2 separate regions of the Homo sapiens genome follow, and region 2 is linked to region 1. Evidence: read pairs that join two places in POLR2A ChIA-PET (ENCODE). Cell type or tissue: HepG2. All regions are shown on one strand. Links, peaks and the distances in the headings refer to the core of each region. The heading gives the core; the rest is flanking DNA. Region 1 has its middle 71 kb from the start of SELENOP. Region 2 overlaps CCDC152 (coiled-coil domain containing 152).

Evidence for each region. ChIA-PET counts read pairs that join two places held together with the same protein. Peaks named below come from ENCODE experiments on the same cell type or tissue, not always from the same donor. Only the 100,000 strongest peaks of a DNase experiment are listed, where the experiment ranks them.
Region 2: POLR2A ChIA-PET joins it to region 1 with 6 read pairs; 2 of 35 experiments call an interaction of 5 or more read pairs at or near these places.

Annotation. Positions count from the first base shown.
Region 1 is chr5:42,878,126-42,886,868 of GRCh38, forward strand. No RefSeq gene overlaps it. Among named protein-coding and RNA genes, the nearest start is that of SELENOP, 71 kb to the left of the region's middle. RefSeq lists an enhancer at 8,728-8,743. In HepG2, for the core only: a CTCF peak has its summit at 3,502 (motif pointing left); DNase peaks (open chromatin) are centred at 341, 1,337 and 3,501; H3K4me3 peaks cover 537 bases.
Region 2 is chr5:42,793,975-42,802,717 of GRCh38, forward strand. It overlaps CCDC152 (coiled-coil domain containing 152), which reads left to right. Exons shown (of 9, transcript NM_001134848.2): 7 at 2,855-2,982; 8 at 5,401-5,484; 9 at 5,685-8,465. The coding sequence ends at 5,807. It overlaps SELENOP (selenoprotein P), which reads right to left. Exons shown (of 5, transcript NM_005410.4): 5 at 5,906-7,357. The coding sequence ends at 6,746. Among named protein-coding and RNA genes, the nearest start is that of SELENOP, 14 kb to the right of the region's middle. In HepG2, for the core only: no CTCF peak of the experiment used is centred there; a DNase peak (open chromatin) is centred at 4,557.

The sequences.
Region 1 (8,743 bases), core at 335-8,334:
AAGAGATAGCATGCAACATAGTGTGTGCCTCCAACACCACAGGTGCTCAATGTTGCTTAATATTGTCATTAATTAAGCTGTGATCAGTCACTGAACTTCAGACTGCTGCAAAGGGCTAAAGTGTCCAGAAGGCTTGAGAAAGAAGAGCCTTCTGAGGAGGAGAAAGTGGAGATTGGTTAGCTTTGTGTATTTGGTAATTCAGAGGCCTGCTAAACTCAAGAGCATATGGAGGGGTCTGGGACAAAGACCAGAGGGAAACAGAGAGCTCAAACCTTTGAGTCCCTCTTGGCTGTTTTATCAAGTTCTCTTTAAAGCAAGTGACCTTCTAACCATTGAGGACTCAAAGCCAGTAGGAAGAGCACAGAAAGTGAAAGGCATCAGAGTTGTCCTTGGGATGAAAGCAGAATCTCTGTGATGGTAGTGTTCTTGCTGGGGCAGTCATATCAGTAATATCCCTGAAAATCCTCGTACTATGACTCTAAACTTAAAAAAATAAAATAGAGACAAAAAAAGGAAGGGACGAGCAAGAAAGCTAACCCTGAAAATTTTTCAGTATCAAATTATAGCAACAGACCTTTTGTCCACCGTAGAGTTAAGAAAACTAAACAAACACTACGGTTACACAGAAACCAGATGTCTCTGCTACACTGACAGGTTGCATGCTGGAATTCCAGATGCTATTCTGTTGACCAAGATACATATTCACACATTTTTTGAATTATTGTAATCCTAAAGTGAATTGCCCAAAATGCAAAAAGAACTCCCTTTGGGGTGTTTTTTTAAAAAGGTGAGTTAGGAGAAAAAAGTTACCAATTTTATTTTAAGAACTAAAGCCAGCTACTTAAGAGTCTGAGTGTTAGGATCTGAAAAAGATAAGCTGGCTTCACTATAAAAATTGTGAATTCAGCATTTAGCTTTTTCAATGAAAAAGAAGAAAAGACTAGGAAAAAGAAGAGAATGTTTGTCCTGATATTTAGCTCTTCTCTAGGTATAGGCCACATCTTAAATCATTAGATGTCAAAAACGAAAAAGCATTTTGTAGGCCTGTGCTCAGGAAAGTGTATCAATAAGTCTATTTTCTGCTCATGCATGTGTGTGTGTGTGTGTGCGTGTGTGTGTGTGTGTGTGTGTGTGTGTTTAGGTGGGATTTGGAGTGGATTTCCATTTCCATGGGGATGGTGGGTAGTCTGGAAAGCAGAAAATCTAAAATTCTCTGTCTTGGAACTTAAAGTAAAGCTTCCTGGTGACCTACTGCCAAGCTGATGATCAGGCCTCAGCACAGGCAGGAACAGCAGACAGTCCAGCTCTGACCTCACAAAGGGAAACTTCAGTCTATAAATGCTAATCAAACATATCGCCCTGCAGGATCCACTTGTAAGAGAATTGCCTCTAGAGTGGACTTTGCTATGAACTCGTCTCTGAGGCTGTTTTATGATCTTTATGATAGTCAGGCATTGGGAGGGTGATCATTTTAGGTTACCAGGGCCCTAGCCTTGATTTGCACCATATGACCCAGGCAGATTTCCAAGAGAAAGAATCTGCAAGCCAAACCAGTGGATCTTAATCTAGAGTCTTCAGACACTCAAGGTGTCCTTGAAAGTAACAATAAAAGTCTGAGAAGTTTCTTTAAGATAGTGTTTTCTAAAAAGCATATCTTCATTTGCTCACTATAATGCTGCAAATGCTTGCTAGATCCCCAAGTTTCTATGCTTTTAGCTAAAATTATGTCATTCATTTTAGAAACAAGAGTAATTAGTCATTGACCACAAAATTCAATATGTGAAAAATCTAAGCATAAATTAGACTGGTTCCTTATATGATAGAAGTATTTTCTACTTCACTAAAATATTTGCAGTGTTTACATATTAGCATTTTCTTATATTTTTTACCTTAACTTTTTAATATATATTGAGTCACTATAAGCTTATAGTTATAATTCTGCCAATTTCCTTGAGAATTGTGTTTTCAGTTAAGTTCCCAAACAAACAAGTGTTTTAACAGACACTTGGGCTAAGAGATTGGCTAGTAGTTCTTTTTGTAAGTTGAGAATTTTAATGAGGTTAAAATATAAATTTAAAACTGTTTCATCTCTGCATGAATAAATGGACTTACTCTTCCACCATTTTATAGTGATGGTAAACAATGATAGCATGTTGATTTATTCAGAATTTGTAGTGTAAATTTCTACTGCGTAAAGTATACACACAATTTGTAAAAATTAAGGATAAAGAGGACTAATGGAGTAGCCATCTTCCTTCCCCTCCTCCTATATGCCCAAAGTAATTTAGAGTTGATTTGAAGCCACTTCTCTAGCAATTGGACTTGCATAGAATCGTGGGGGTTCACACATCACCAGCCCAGGAAACTTCAGGCTGTCCTTTGTTACTCTGTTTACTGAAATTGACATATCAGCAAGTTCAAAATTATCCTGAATAGTAGTTTTGGCATGTTCTACCTCTGGACCAGTGATAACTGTAGTCAGTGTATAATCCTTCCTGTTCAAATGGCCACACAGATTTCCTTAATGGCTTGACCTGCCAAGAGCTGGAGGCCTTAATCATCCCAGGAAAGAGGATGCCAAATACGGAGGATTTTAATTACTCTCATTTTCTTGGAGGAAAATCTCTTACAATCTTTGAAATATATTGCTTAGAACATTCCATATCTGAAAAGTAATGTTTTCTGTTAGCATCTATTGTGCAATTGGCTATAATGTGTTTACTTAAGAAAATATGGAGATGGCTTTTAACTAATTCAAAAACACAGTAAGACAGGGTATGTACACAATATTACATTTACTTAGTATGACAGTAAAGAATCCTTGTTCCCTTTTCTGGGACTTTGAGTTTAGCTCAACAAGATGGTTGCTACATAACTGTTTGAAATATTGATGCCATATAATTTTTAAAAATAGTTTTAAAGGGTGATTTGTTTTGTATTTCCTTGAACTCAAACCCTGAGACAAGGACTAGGTGCAAGCAGTTTATTTAAAAAGATCTACTAGGGAACCAGGTCAAGGGAGCTTGGAGAGGGACATGAGGAAGCAGGGAGAGCTCATGTAAGGATGCATTACTGAGGTCCCTGCCATCAGCAATGGAGATTCAATTCTGCTGGGACTTCTGAGTGGTGTACAGACTTTCTCTGAATGGTTCACCTGAAAGATGGAAGGCGGAGCAAATACTCCAACACCATTCTCCCAAGGGTTGGTCTCAAGGGCTTTAACCCCTGGCACTTCTGATCTGCTCTTGCACAAGCCAAAGATGTTCCCAGGGCCTGGGAGATGGCCTGGGGCAGAATGTGGAAAGACAAAAAGCAGGAGCCTCTTTTATTTTATATTTTATTTTGTGATAAGAGCATTTAGGATCTATGCTCTTAGAAAATTAGGTATTCAATACAGTATCTTTAACTACAGGTGCTATGCTGTACAGTAGGTCTCTAGGACTTATTTATCTTATATAACTGAAATTGTGTGCCCTTTGACCAACATCTTCCCTCTAGCGGACAGCTTGACTGCAAACTCATGACAGAATGTGGCCAAAACTACCCAGCTAAGCCACTCAGGTATTCCTGACACTGAGAAACTATAGGATATAATAGATTTTTTGTTGTTTTACGCTGTTGAGGGTAATTTATTTTGCAGCAATTGATAACCAATAGACTGTCCATATAAAGTAGAATATTGTGTGGTAATAAAATATCAGATTTTCAAAGAATTTTTGAGGATATGAAAAAGTGATGAGTATACAACATTAAGTGAAAACAGCAGGAAGCAGAACTATGTAGTGCGTGTTAATCACATCTGTTATTTTCTTCTGATCAGCAGATGTCTTTCCCCTCCTTCTTCTGCTAATAGAACTTCCCTTTCCTATGGGAAAAACATCTCACGTGTTTCAAGTGGTGCTTTGACTCCAACCCACATAGGTCAAAAACGTTAATTAGATTAAATTAAGGTAACTCATTTCCTTGGTACATCATGAAAGACAGGCTAATGAAAACAAGTCCTGGACCTTTTCTTCCTAGAACTTGGTTAAGGAAAAGAAAGGCCTTAACTCCCAAATAAAGATGGTGAAGATATCAGACACCCTAGGTTGAGTAGTTATTAAAGTCAGAACCAGCTTTAGACTTCTCAGTCATAAGCCAATAAACTCTGTTTGCTTAAGCTAATTGGGCTTGGGGTTCTGCCTGAATACAAATACAATATACAATATCATCCCATAATTGTATATAAAATGAATAAATAAAATTATTCACAAAGAATAATTTGGGGTAAATCTACCAAACGTTATCACTAGTTCTAGCTAGATTTCATATTATTGAACTTGCCATATCAGAAATTTTTAAAACAAAACTTCTTAGCCCTCACAGTTGGAAGCTTTGACTCAGTAGTTCTGGATTACAGACTAGATCTTTTATTGAATATTTCTATGTGTTTGTGAGTTTTCCAAAATTTCTCTTGATTTCTAGTTTTATATCATTCTGTTCAAAAAAGATATTTGATATGATTTCAATCTTCTTAAATTTGTTAAGACATATTTTGTGGCATATATGATTACATATTATCTGTCCTGGAGAATGTTCCTTTTGTGCTTAAGAAGAATGTGTATTCTGCAGCTATTGCAAGGAATGTCCTGTGTATGTCTGTTAGGTCCATTTGGTCTAAGGTATAGTCTAAGGCTAGTGTTTCCTTATTGATTTTTCTATGTGGATGATCTGTCCATTGCTAAAAGTTAAGTATAGCAATCTCTTACTGTTATTGTGTTATAGTCTAATCTCTTCCTTCAGATCTATTACTATTTGCTGTATATATTTAGGTACTTTTGTGTGGGCATGTATATATTTACATTCGTTATGTCCTTTGGCTAAATTAACCTCTTATCATTACATAATGACCTTCTTTGTTTCATTTTACACTTTTTGACTTAAAATTTATTTTACCTGTTCTAAGTATAGCTATTCCTGCTTTCTCTTGGTTTCCATTTATATCACTTTCATTCTATGTGTTGTATTCTTACAGATGAAGTGAGTCTCTTGTAGGCAGGTTATGATTGGGTGTTTTTTTTTATTCATTCAGCCACTCTATGACTTTTGATGGAAGAATTTAATTCTTTTAAACTCAAGATAATTATTGATAGATAAGGATTTGCTATTGCCATTTTTTAAATAGTTTTCTGATTGTTTTGTAGAACCTTTGTTTTTTTCTTCTCTTGTTGGTCTTTCTTTGTGATTAAGAAATTTCCTCCAGTGTTATGCTTATATGTTTTGATTTCTTTTTTAAAAAAATCCTTTTTTACTTACTATAGGTTTTTGCTTTGTGGTTACCATGAGCACCATGAGGCTTACAAAAAAATCTTATAATGGTGATAAGCTGATAACTTGACTTTGATAGCATTAAAAAAACTCTACACTTCTACTCCACCTCTCCCTACATTTATAATATTTGATGTCACAATTTCCCAGTTTTTATTCATGAGGTAAATTTCAGCCACCTCTTTTAAAATGGGAAAAGAAGAGAAGAAGTATAAAACCTGTACACCAAAATTAAAACTCTAAGCCCCCACCGCACCCCACCGCCAACCATCTGAATGGGCCCCTCCTCTAGGCCAGGGCACTCCAAAGTTAACCTGAAAAGCTGATTTAGGCCATGGTGGGAAGTGGGGTCAGACATGGCTCATTATACCCTCTTCCCTTTTAGAATTCAGGAAAACCCAGCCAGCGTTTAATATCAACACAGATCTTAAGTGTGATGAGAAACGTTTATAATCTGTTATCTCTGAAGCCTGCTACCTGGAGGCTTCATCTGCAAGATAAAACTTTGGTCTCCACAACACTTTATCATAACCCAGACATTTCTTTTTATTGATAATAACTATTTCAATCAATTGCCAATCAGAAAAATTTTAAATCTACCTATAACCTGAAACCCCTCTCCCCCTCACGGTCCCCTGCTTCAAATTGTCCTGCCTTTCTGGACCAAACTAATTTACATCTTAAATGTGGTTAATTGATGTCTCATGTTTCCCAAAATGTATACAACTAGGCTGTGCTTTGACCACCTTGGGCACATGTCCTCAGTATCTCCTGAGGGCTGTGTCGCAGGCCACTGATCACTCATGTTTGAATCAAAATAAATCTCAAATATTTCAGAGTTTCACTCTTTTTGTTTACATCAGGATAGGTCAGTTCATGTTAACTTACTTTCCTGGTGGGATGGTGTTGAAGAGAGCCTGAGAACTTCTCAAAAACAAGGAAGAAAAGGTAACAGCAGACAAAAAAAGACAGACTAGCATCAATACGTTCTCCCTTGTTATCCCCATCTTGAGAAGGGGGCACATGGATTTGCCCTTTGATCTTGCACTCTCACCTAGAACACAACCACACTGGCCTATTACACTCCATAGACCTCAAACCACACTAATCCACTATTTACATTCACTTTCACCAGTTACCAGGGGAAAATAGCACATGTGGGGTTACAAAGGCTACATGATTGGGCTACCCAATTAGAACTTCACTGTGAAACTTCAGGACAAAATGCAGATCTGAAGATCATCCCAAAATGCCCAATAATGTTGGCTATGCTGACCCCAGCTGCTGGACTCCATTCCTTCTATGCAAGCTAAGTTCTCAGGCAAAAGTCTCTTGGAGTGTTTCTGCAGGGAGCAGAGAGCAAACTCTGCCCTCCAAGTTCTGTATCTTTGCCCTTAAAACTCAGCTCTCTGAAGGGAACCATATAATATTTCTGTAATATCTCTCATAAGCAAGTAAAGATCCCTCCTTAGACTCCCTTAATTCACCTCCAACTACTGCTTTGTTCCTCAGCAACCCTTTAGAGAAAAACCTCTAAATAGAGTTGTCTGTTCTTACTGTCTTCACTTCCTTGGCTCTCATTGTGGTTTCAGCACACACTGATTGAGTGTTCACCCCTCTCACTCCCCTGAACTTGGCCTTCTCCAGACACCAGTGATCTCCATCTTAATTTACCTGTAACCATCATTGTAGCAGGTTATCACCTCCTTCCCCTTGAAAATTCTTCAGATCTCACTGGACATCTCCATTCTGCCTCTATTGATGACTCCTTTACTTCTTCCAACATTTTACCTCAGTCTTCAACACTCTTGTCTATCTACTCCCCTCTCCTTGAGTGGTCTCACTCAGTTCCATGGCTTTAAATACATTTAGATATTGAATCTCAAACCTACATCTTTACATTGGCTTAAATCTCCAGCTGCCTACTTGACATCTATGCTTGGTGAACCCTAGTCAGCCTCTCCACACTTCCTTGTTTCAATAAATGGCCCCAATATTCACCTAGTTTTTCAGACTCAAGGCATAGGAGATATTTTTACTCTTTTCTTTACACCACACCTCCAACTCATCAGAAACTTCCATTTATTCCACCTTCAAAATTTATTTCAAACTTCACCACTGTTTACCACTTTCACTGCTGCTATCTATACCAAAGAAACCATCTTTGTTCACCTAAATCCCTGCGGTAGGCTTGCACCTGGACTCCCTGATTCCTTTTATACTCTTAAGTGGTCAGGTCTCCAGATAGCAACTAGAATGATCTGCCTAAAACATAAATCAGATAATGCCTCACCCCTGCCTCAAAGTCCTACATAACACTTTGGATTTTGGTTGTTGTTTTTGTTTTGTTTTTTGAGATAGGGTCTTGCTCTGTCACACAGGATGGAGTACAGTAGCATAATCACAGCTTACTGCAGCCTCGACCTCCTGGCTCAAGCAGTCCTCCTGCCTCAGCAACCTGAGTAGCTGGGACTACAAGTGTGCAACGTCAAGCCAGGCTAATTTTTTATTTTTCGTAGACATGGGAGTCTCACTACATTGCCGAGGCTGTCCTCCAACTCCTAGGTCCAAGCAATACTCCTGCCTTGACCTCCCAAAGTTTTGTGTTTACAAGAGTGAGCCACCATAATAGGCTTCCCATAATACTTTGAATGAAACCCAAACTCCTTACCATGTCCTATAAGGTCTAAAATAACTGGCTTTTGCCTATTTCTCCAGTTTCACCTCTTTTTATTTTCTGGCTCACTTCTGCCAGTTTGACCAAATTGACCTTCTTCCTTTTCCTACAGCAGATCAAGCTCATTCTGTGCTGGATTGTCACTCTGTCCAGAATGCCCTTCTCCCTAGACATTCATATGGCTCACACTCTCCCATCTTTCCAATGTCCACTCTCTTGTCACCTTCCCAGAGAGACCTCCCTGACTGCTTCATCTTAAATAACCACCCTCTCCATCTCCTTACTCTCCAGCCTATTAACATGTTACATTTCTTCGTACTTTTCCTAACAGTATATTACATATGTATTTGTTTATTGTTCTTTCTCCTCTCTCCTACATGAAAACAAGGAAATTGTTCATTGTTAAATTCTATATGCCCAACATCTAGAACTAAGCCAAGCACTTAGTATGAGCTCAATAAATATTTGCTAAGTGAATGAGTGTATTGAGCATGGGTGACTGAAAGATGGCTAACAGTTAAAGGCAGGGTCTTGGAAAGTATATCCCAGAGAGAAGTGAACTCCCAGATAGCAAGTCTGCTTAAAGAAACTGACCTTCTCTCTGATTTTCAGACTATATGAAGCCATTACTGAAATGTCACCTGGGGATTGCTAGTGACTGTTCTTCAAACCTGTCTGAATAGTTACTGAAAGCCAAGCTTTTAACTACCATTTTCAGATAATAACAGGAAGTAGAAGAGACAGTCAGATGACCAGCAT
Region 2 (8,743 bases), core at 269-8,268, 84 kb before region 1:
AAAAACACAGTAGGTAAAAATAAAGTTTCACTGTATTGGTTTAATAGCCAATTAGATACACTGGAGATAGAATTAGTAAGCTGGAGAACAGGTTAGAAGAAAATATCTACTCTGAGACAGGGAGAAGCAAGAAAATGGCATATACAGAAAAGAACATGTGAGATATAGGAACTGGTAGTAAAGTCTATGAAAGGCTGTTGTCTCTCATCTAGTGTTGGGCCTAAAGTTGCTGCAGTCAGAAAGGCCTACAGGTAAAAAGAAAAGTTGGATGTCAAGTGGAAATACTGAGAACAAACTGGAATTTGCATCTTTCTTATACCTCCTTCGACCTTAATGACATGACGACCTGCAGGAAAAGATGGTGCCCTACGCCATTGAGCTTCAAGGACACCTGGCCTGAGACTTCTAGCAGCTAAAAAAAGAAATCTGTTGGGAGCTTAAGAAGCTGTGGAACCAAACGTTTTTCCTTATTACTGAGATGATCCTTTGATAAGTGACAACTTGTATAAATTGCACTGTTCCCTGGGGCTCTACATTGACCTTCAAAAAATAATAGCTGCTGATTTGGTGAGCCAGAAGGCCAGCAACACCATGTGTGAACTGAAACACTGCCCAGCATCCTATACTAAACATCAGAGAAAATTAGTTCTTGCTATACTTCCATCTTCCAAACCTTGTGGAGATTTCTCTTACGGCTAACTCTACCTTAGAACATATAGACAAGGGAATTCTGGAAAACATAGTTCTAATTTAGCTAAGTTAACATAGTACAAAAACACCAAAGACAAAAGGGGGAATAAATGGAGTTAAAATGTTTTTAAGGTTTGTATCATGTCCATAAAGTGATAAAAGTACTAATTTTATTAAATTCTAATAAGTCAAGTAGGCATGCCATAAACTCTAAGATAACCACTAAAGGAAGAATAAAAGAATATTTATCAAGCTAATGATTATCAATCTAATAGAGGAGGAAAAAAGGGAAGTAAAAATAGTTATTCTGTCTAAATGAAGATGAGAAAAAAGAGAGAAATGAACATAAAATGTAAAAGCCAACAAATAATAAGCTAGTTGATTTAAACCCAAATATATTACTAAATGCATTAAGTTAAACTTGAATGAATTTCCAATTAAAAAAGATTGCCAGATTGAATAAGTATTAAAATCTGCTACTATCCTGCTTTCAATATACCTAAAATACAAAACTATAGAAAGATTTAAAATAAAAGATGGAAAAGAATATAACATGCAAATAGTAGCCAACATGAAGCTGGCATAGCTATACTAATATTGGACAAAGTATACTTTAAAGCAAGAAGCAGTTCTAGAGCAAAAGATGGATATTTTGTGATGTAAAGTGTTTGATTTACCAGGGAAATAAAACAACAATTCTAAATGTATATGTACCAAGTAAAATTCGCAGAACTAGTAGGTGACAGACAAATCCACAATCATAATGAGAGACTTTAATTCACCTTTTAGTGGTAGAAAAGTACATACAAATATGCAAAATTAGTAATGATATAGAAAATTTAAGCAACAAAATAAACAACTGATACTAATTGACATAAATGATATACCCAATAAATGCGGAATACGTATTATTTTCAAGTATGCATGGAACATTTAAGAAAGTTGACCATATCATAAATGAAAAAGTAAATTTCAACCTATTTCAAAGGTTTAAATCATACAGAGTAGGATCTACAAATTTATTATCTAAATATCTATATCAGAATACCATTTGACCCAGCCATCCCATTACTGGGTATATACCCAAAGGACTATAAATCATGCTGCTATAAAGACACATGCACGCGTATGTTTATTGCGGCACTATTCACAATAGCAAAGACTTGGAACCAACCCAAATGTCCAACAATGATAGACTGGATTAAGAAAATGTGGCACATATACACCATGGAATACTATGCAGCCATAAAAAATGATGAGTTCATGTCCTTTGTAGGGACATGGATGAAATTGGAAATCATCATTCTCAGTAAACTATCGCAAGGACAAAAAACCAAACACCACATGTTCTCACTCATAGGTGGGAATTGAACAATGAGAACACATGGACACAGGAAGGGGAACATCACACTCTGGGGACTGTTGTGGGGTGGGGGAGATGGGGGAGGGATAGCATTAGCAGATATACCTAATGCTAAATGACGAGTTAATGGGTGCAGCACACCAGCATGGCACATGTATACATATGTAACTAACCTGCACATGGTGCACATGTACCCTAAAACTTAAAGTATAATAATAATAAAATTAAAAAAAAAAAAAAGAAAGCTAGGAAGCCCTTCATTGTGGGGCTTGTAGATTGTCTCCTTTCTCGTTAAAAATAAAAGATTTTCTTGAGCCTCTCATCCTAGATGTCATGGTGTCATTAACAGGAATAAGAAAGTTGGGAGAAGAAGAAATTTGATAAAGCATAAAGATATGATGTGAACATGAGAATGGCCTGATCATATGGAATAGTATAGCAGGGGCTTCATGTAGCTCTAGAGTCATCCAGTAGTTTGAGCCCTTCATACCTAGAAACTCAGGCTTTGTGTCCCTCTTCAACCACTGTATCTCCCATTTATTTTCCAGGCCTTTGATGTTTAATAGTTTAAATTACCTTATTCATTCAAAAATATTTGGCAAGTGACTTCTGTGTCTCAAACATTATTCAGGGTCTTGTAAAAAACATAGAAAAGCTATTCTATACCTACACCATTTCTAAAATATGTTTCATTAATAAAATTTACTTTTTTAGGAATGATTTAAAACACTAAAGAAATACAAACTTATAATAATTTTGAAATTTTTAACAAATGAATTTTATTTATTTCATTTTATTCAGTTGAATTAAATGAAGAAAAGCACAAAGAACTAATAGAGAAAAAGGAGATGGAAATTTCAGAGTTAAATGCAAAGCTAAGAAGTCAAGAAAAAGAAAAACAAAATGAAATAATCAAGCTACAACTAGAAGTAAGTGTTTAAGAGTCTGCTAAACTTGAGGACACATCCCTTAGTCTAAACTGTACTTTGATTGTTTTTCATCACAGTGAGATACATTTTAGGATTAGAAGCAATTCTGTGAGAGGGCTTCACACATGCTCATTCTCCACCAAATGATTGCAGTAATCACATACCATACAACTGTCATCTGCATTGCCTTTCAGCACTTGACCTGAAAGTGGACCCTTGAGTTGTTCGAAAGTTCCTGGTTTTTAGGGAGGATATTGCTTCCTCTGAGAACTTTTCTTCTCAGTATTTCCCACTTGACATCCAACTTTTCCTTTTAACTGCAGGCCTTTCTGACTGCAGCAACTTTAGGCCCAACACTAGGTGAGAGACAACAGCCTTTCATAGACTTTACTACCAGTTCCTGTGTCTCATATGCTCTTTTCTGTATATGTCATTTTCTTGTTTTTCCCTGTCTCAGGGTAGATATTTTCTTCTAACCTATTCTCCAACTTACTAATTCTATCTTTAGTGTATCTAATTGGCTATTAAACCAATACAGTGAAACTTTATTTTAGCTATTGTATTTTTAGCACTCACATTTCCCTGACAGAAAACTCAAGGATTATCTGCATTTTATGGTAAATTCTATGTAGGTTTCATAATTTCTACCATTCCAGCATGGGAAGAATGTTTCTAACGCTTCACATTTATTCTCATCCCAGCCGAAATTTGTCAAAACCCAGTAACCAACTAGAAATTTATTTTGCTTTATTTCTCATTAAAAAAACAAATTTCTTCCTAATAACTTTCTGGAAGAATATATATCCTGGGGGCAAACAAACCAAATTCCTACAATTTTTTTTTTAAGGGACTTCTAATAGGGCATCTCAAAGGCTGAGGCTCTAACTCTTTGCTCAAAAGTCTTGAGTAGGCCGGGTGTGGTGGCTCACACCTATAATCCCAGCACTTTGGCAGGCCGAGGCGAGCGGATCACCTAAGGTCAGGAGTTCGAGACCAACCAGGCCAACGTGGTGAAACCCGCCTGTACTAAAAAAAAATTACAAAAATTAACTGGGCGTGATGGCAGATGCCTGTTATCCAGCTACTCAGGAGGCTGAGGCAGGAGAATCACTTGAACCCGGGAGGCAGACTTAGCAGTGAGCCGAGATTGTGCCACTGCACTCCAGCCTGGGCAACAGAACGAAAAAAATAAATAAATAAACAAACAGTCTTGAGTAGTTCATTTAACCGGATATCACAATCTCAAATGTACTTTGACAAAATATTTGTCCTTTAAATGTTTTCTAGACTCTATCAATCTACCCTTCCATCATTCTTCCGTTGCTTCCCCCCACCCCAACTTTCATTTTACCTTGTAAGAATTCACAAGTCTTAATTAAAATCACATACTACTCATATTCCTGAAACTTTGGAATCCCCAGGGTACTTGGTGAGTTACCTTGAGTAATCACTGGGCAGAAAGAGGACTGATGTTGACTTTAGATACCCTTTGCTGCTGGTGCTGCTGCTGCTGCTGCCATCTGACCAAGTGTACCACAAACCACAGGAAAGGCTGAATGGCCAACTGAAATTAATAGGCCATGTTTCAAGATCTACTACCAACTTCTAATCCTCCTCTGTTTGGAAATTTGCATTTTGTTTGCCATTTGGGCCTTATCACTGGTCTATTATTTGACTGGTATACACAGCTCCTTATTTGTTTTCATTGTACCTAACCATTTCTCTCCTCAAACCAGAGCATAATCTCAGAGTTTATTCTTAGTCCTCAGAGAGGCTATGTTAACTAAATCTGAAGAGAAGAGTTATATAATGGAATATTGTGCAAAAACAAAAAAAAATTGGCCTGTTAAGAATGGCCTATGAGAACTTTTTTAACCTGATTCAGTTTAATTGAAACCAGCAAGGGTTCAAACTATATCGACAAGATCGTATTCAAATTCTACTGTTCAGCCTCAAAGTTCCTGCAGAAAGCTAGGTGAGGTTTTCTTCCTTGACTGTTTATTACATTTTCTTTATAATACACTCATTTTAACGTAAAAATATTTTTACCTATATTTAAGTTAAACTAGATTCTAAACCCTGTCTGCACTATAGAATCACGTGATGTTTTGAGAAAAAGATGACGCTAGCTGCACACCAGAATCTCTAAAGTAGTGCCCAGGCATTTGGTACTTTAGAAACAAAGAAAAAAAAAACCTCTCCAGGTAATTTTGCCGTGCAATCAGGGTTAATCTTGTTTTTCTGTTCTTTGCTCTTTCTGAAAAATTATTTCTTAAAGAAAGATTTTTCTATTGTCTATACTGTAATTTACACCTGAATTACAGATTACATGTCAAAGGATAACATGGATTATAATTATAGAAACAATTGTTTCTAATTGTCTAGAGTTTCAATAACTTTCTTTTCAATTTGATTCAGTTTGATGCCAAACTAGCAAGAGTTCAGACTAAATCAAAATCATATCAGGATTCTACTGTTTTGCCACAAAGTATCTACAGAAGGGTATGTGAGTTTTCCTCTCAGTATTTGTTGCTTAAGAAAACTTTCTAAGCATGTTTCTATAAAAATCATCTAATTCTTATTAACAATATAAGGTATTTTTTAAAATACCAATAGCAGAAGTGCATTTCTTTGTTATTTTGTTGTTCCTTGTACTAAATTTTATTTCTGAATTCTAATAACAAATTTTTTGTTTCGTTTAGAAACTTCAGCATTTTCAAGAAGAAAAAAACAAGGAGATTGCAATTCTTCGTAATACCATTCGCGATTTAGAGCAACGCCTTTCTGTTGGCAAAGATTCTCACCTTAAGCGTAGACGGTTTTGAGCTTAGCAGTAAATTCATTAGTTGGTATTTATTTAAAAGCAATCGAAAGTTTCACTTCTGTTTTCAATATATGCATACAGCCTACATAACAAACGAAGTCAGCTTTAAGGTTTTTATTGAATTTATTTGGACAAATCCGTACTGTATCCAATTCTGTACTGCATTCTTGCTTAATAGTATTAACCATAAAGGAGGTCAGGTTTATAGGGTTTGGTTTACCTATTAAACCATCATTGACTATGGAAATACTTACTAAGCAATATAGAGACAGACAATATTATCTTTCCCCTTATATCTTTTAAGACAGCCACTCAAGTTTTAGAAGAGTATGATACAACATTAGAGAAAGAAAGATACAAAGGCTTTATTCATGTGTGATAGTAAAAATCAGGATGAGTCTTAGATATACAAAAGATAAATGGATATTTAAAATAGTTATATATGCTTTTTTAGCAAAATATTCACGTGTTAAGTATTTCTGGATCTTAAAATACAAAATCCACTTATTTTATTAGTTAAAAGTAGAAGATTGAAAAGACAAAGTAATATTGTTTTGAGAGATAAGTAAAGAAAAAAATGGAAAGCATGTCTTTGTTGTTCTTCCTCCATTCTAAACTGCTAATTATCCAACAGAAACCCCTAGGTCATAGTTTACGTTTCTATTCTCATTAAAGCAAATAGAACACTGGAAAAAGAAAAAAAAAGACATATTAACCAAAAGCTGCAATCACCTTTCAGTTGCTCCATCATAAAAAATATGGTTTGAGTCAATATTTCTATGACATAAAATTTAAAATCTGGAAGCCAATTCAGTAGATTTCTCCATGTTTGCACAAATCTAATTTCTATTTTTGGTTCACTAATTTGGTAGTTTATAAAAATGCTGGAAATGAAATTGTGTCTAGACTAAATTGGGGAGTATGTCCTATTTTAAATATTTAGTTTGAAGGTCATTCTCACTTTTTTGCCTGATTCTTTCAGCGTCAACTGGCACTGGCTTCTGTGGGTATAAGCTGCTGACTTATTTGTCAGGCAGCTGGAGGCAAACGTCACTGACAAGATTCAGTTATGTTCTCCTCTGCCCGAAGTCCCTGTCAGCTACATAAAGATGGGAGGTTTTCTTTACACTGTCAGGTGATTGCAGACCCTGTTTTTTCAAATATCAGATGTCGACAATGGCAGCATCAGCTCCTAGGAGCCAACTCTGAATCTGTGGGCAATTTACAGAGTAATTGATTTATACATCTCTTTCGACAGAGCTTCTTTTGTAAATCTTGTAAATCTTCACTTGCTGGCATATCTCGGTTCTCTGGGTGACCCTGCCTATGCTGACCCTTGTGCTTATGGTGGTGATGAAGGCCTGGAGGAGCAGGATGAGTAGGAGCATTTGGTGCTCCTGGTTGCTGATTCTCTGAAAGCTCACTGCTGCCAAGGTGCTGATGTCCATGATTGTGATGATGCTCATGATGGTAATGAGGCGATGGAGTTTCAACTGTTTTATCCACAGTAGCCAAAGATACACGTTTACAAAAGTCTTCATCTTTGAGAGTCTGGAACAAATTTATAAATCACTTTTTAACAAGCTTATAGAGATAGGAATAATGCGTGAAAAATGATTTGTAGAGCTAACATGTGAAATTCCAACTAGTTAATTAGAATCGAGCTGGCTTTGTATTATATTAATGAGAAAGAGTCTGATGTTAGTCTCAACACCTAGACATTTTATTAAAGGCTTAAAAAGAAAGCCAAACCACTGTACTTATATTTGCAGAAGCAAATGAAGTAAACTGGCAAAAGGAACTTGGATTGCAGGAAAGTCAAAGTAATATCAAATCCTAAATTCAGTTGATCTGGGCCGAGCATGGTGGCTCATGCCTGTAATCCCACCACTTTGGGTGGCCGAGGGGGGCAGATTACTTGGGCTCAGGAGTCGGAGACCAGCCTGGGCAACATGGCGAGATCCTGTCTCTGCAAAATATACAAAAATTAGCTGGGTGTGGTGTCAGATGCCTGTAGTCCCAGCTACTTGTGAGGCTGAGGTGGGAGGATCGTTTGAGCCTGCAAGATGGAGGTTGCAGTGAGCTCAGATGGTGCCACTGCACTCCAGCCTGGGTGACAGAGTCAGACCCTATCTCAAAAAAATAAAAAATAAATAAAAAATCAGTTGAACTATATGGAAACTTCTGTACCTGTGTCAACGGTGCATCTTATCTAATACTATATGATACTGTAATCTAATATTATCTCTGATAATTCAAAAATGCTAATAAACTCTGCTCAAATGTGTTAGTTTTTCATACTTCATCCTATGCCAGGAAATGTTTTGAACTTCACCAAAGCTTTGCTAATGTCTCCCTACCATAAGGCTGTCAGCTGAAAATAGCAAATTACTGCCCGACTCCCATTGACCATAATATCCATTCCGCATGATCCTAGTTCTTTAATTTACTGGAAGTCTTTACTGTTTTGTGGTACCTACTAATCAGAGACTCAAAGCCTATAGATACAGAAATGTAACAGTAAATCTCAACCTAAGGCTAATTTGCAAATAAAATTACAAAATCAACTTAGAACCCAAAGACTCACTAAGTGATATGCTTTTGATGTTTTGAAGGTTTTAAAAGGTTATAAATTCCATTAAATTTTAGCATACAACTACTAAGTGGTACTTTATTTGGTTATTTCTGAATTACTTCTACATTAGAAGCTAATAATGTTTGCTTACAAACTTATAAAGAATTTGATACATGTTTAAAATATACTGTGTAATGTTCAAAGTGTTCAAGGTTTAAACAAACACAAATACCTATGGTAGTAGTCTAATTTCTTTCATTTATTTATTTATTTAGTGACGGAGTCTCACTCTTTCGCCAGGCTGGAGTGCAGTGGCACGACCTCGACTCACTGCAACTTCCGCCTCCTAGGTTCAAGTGATT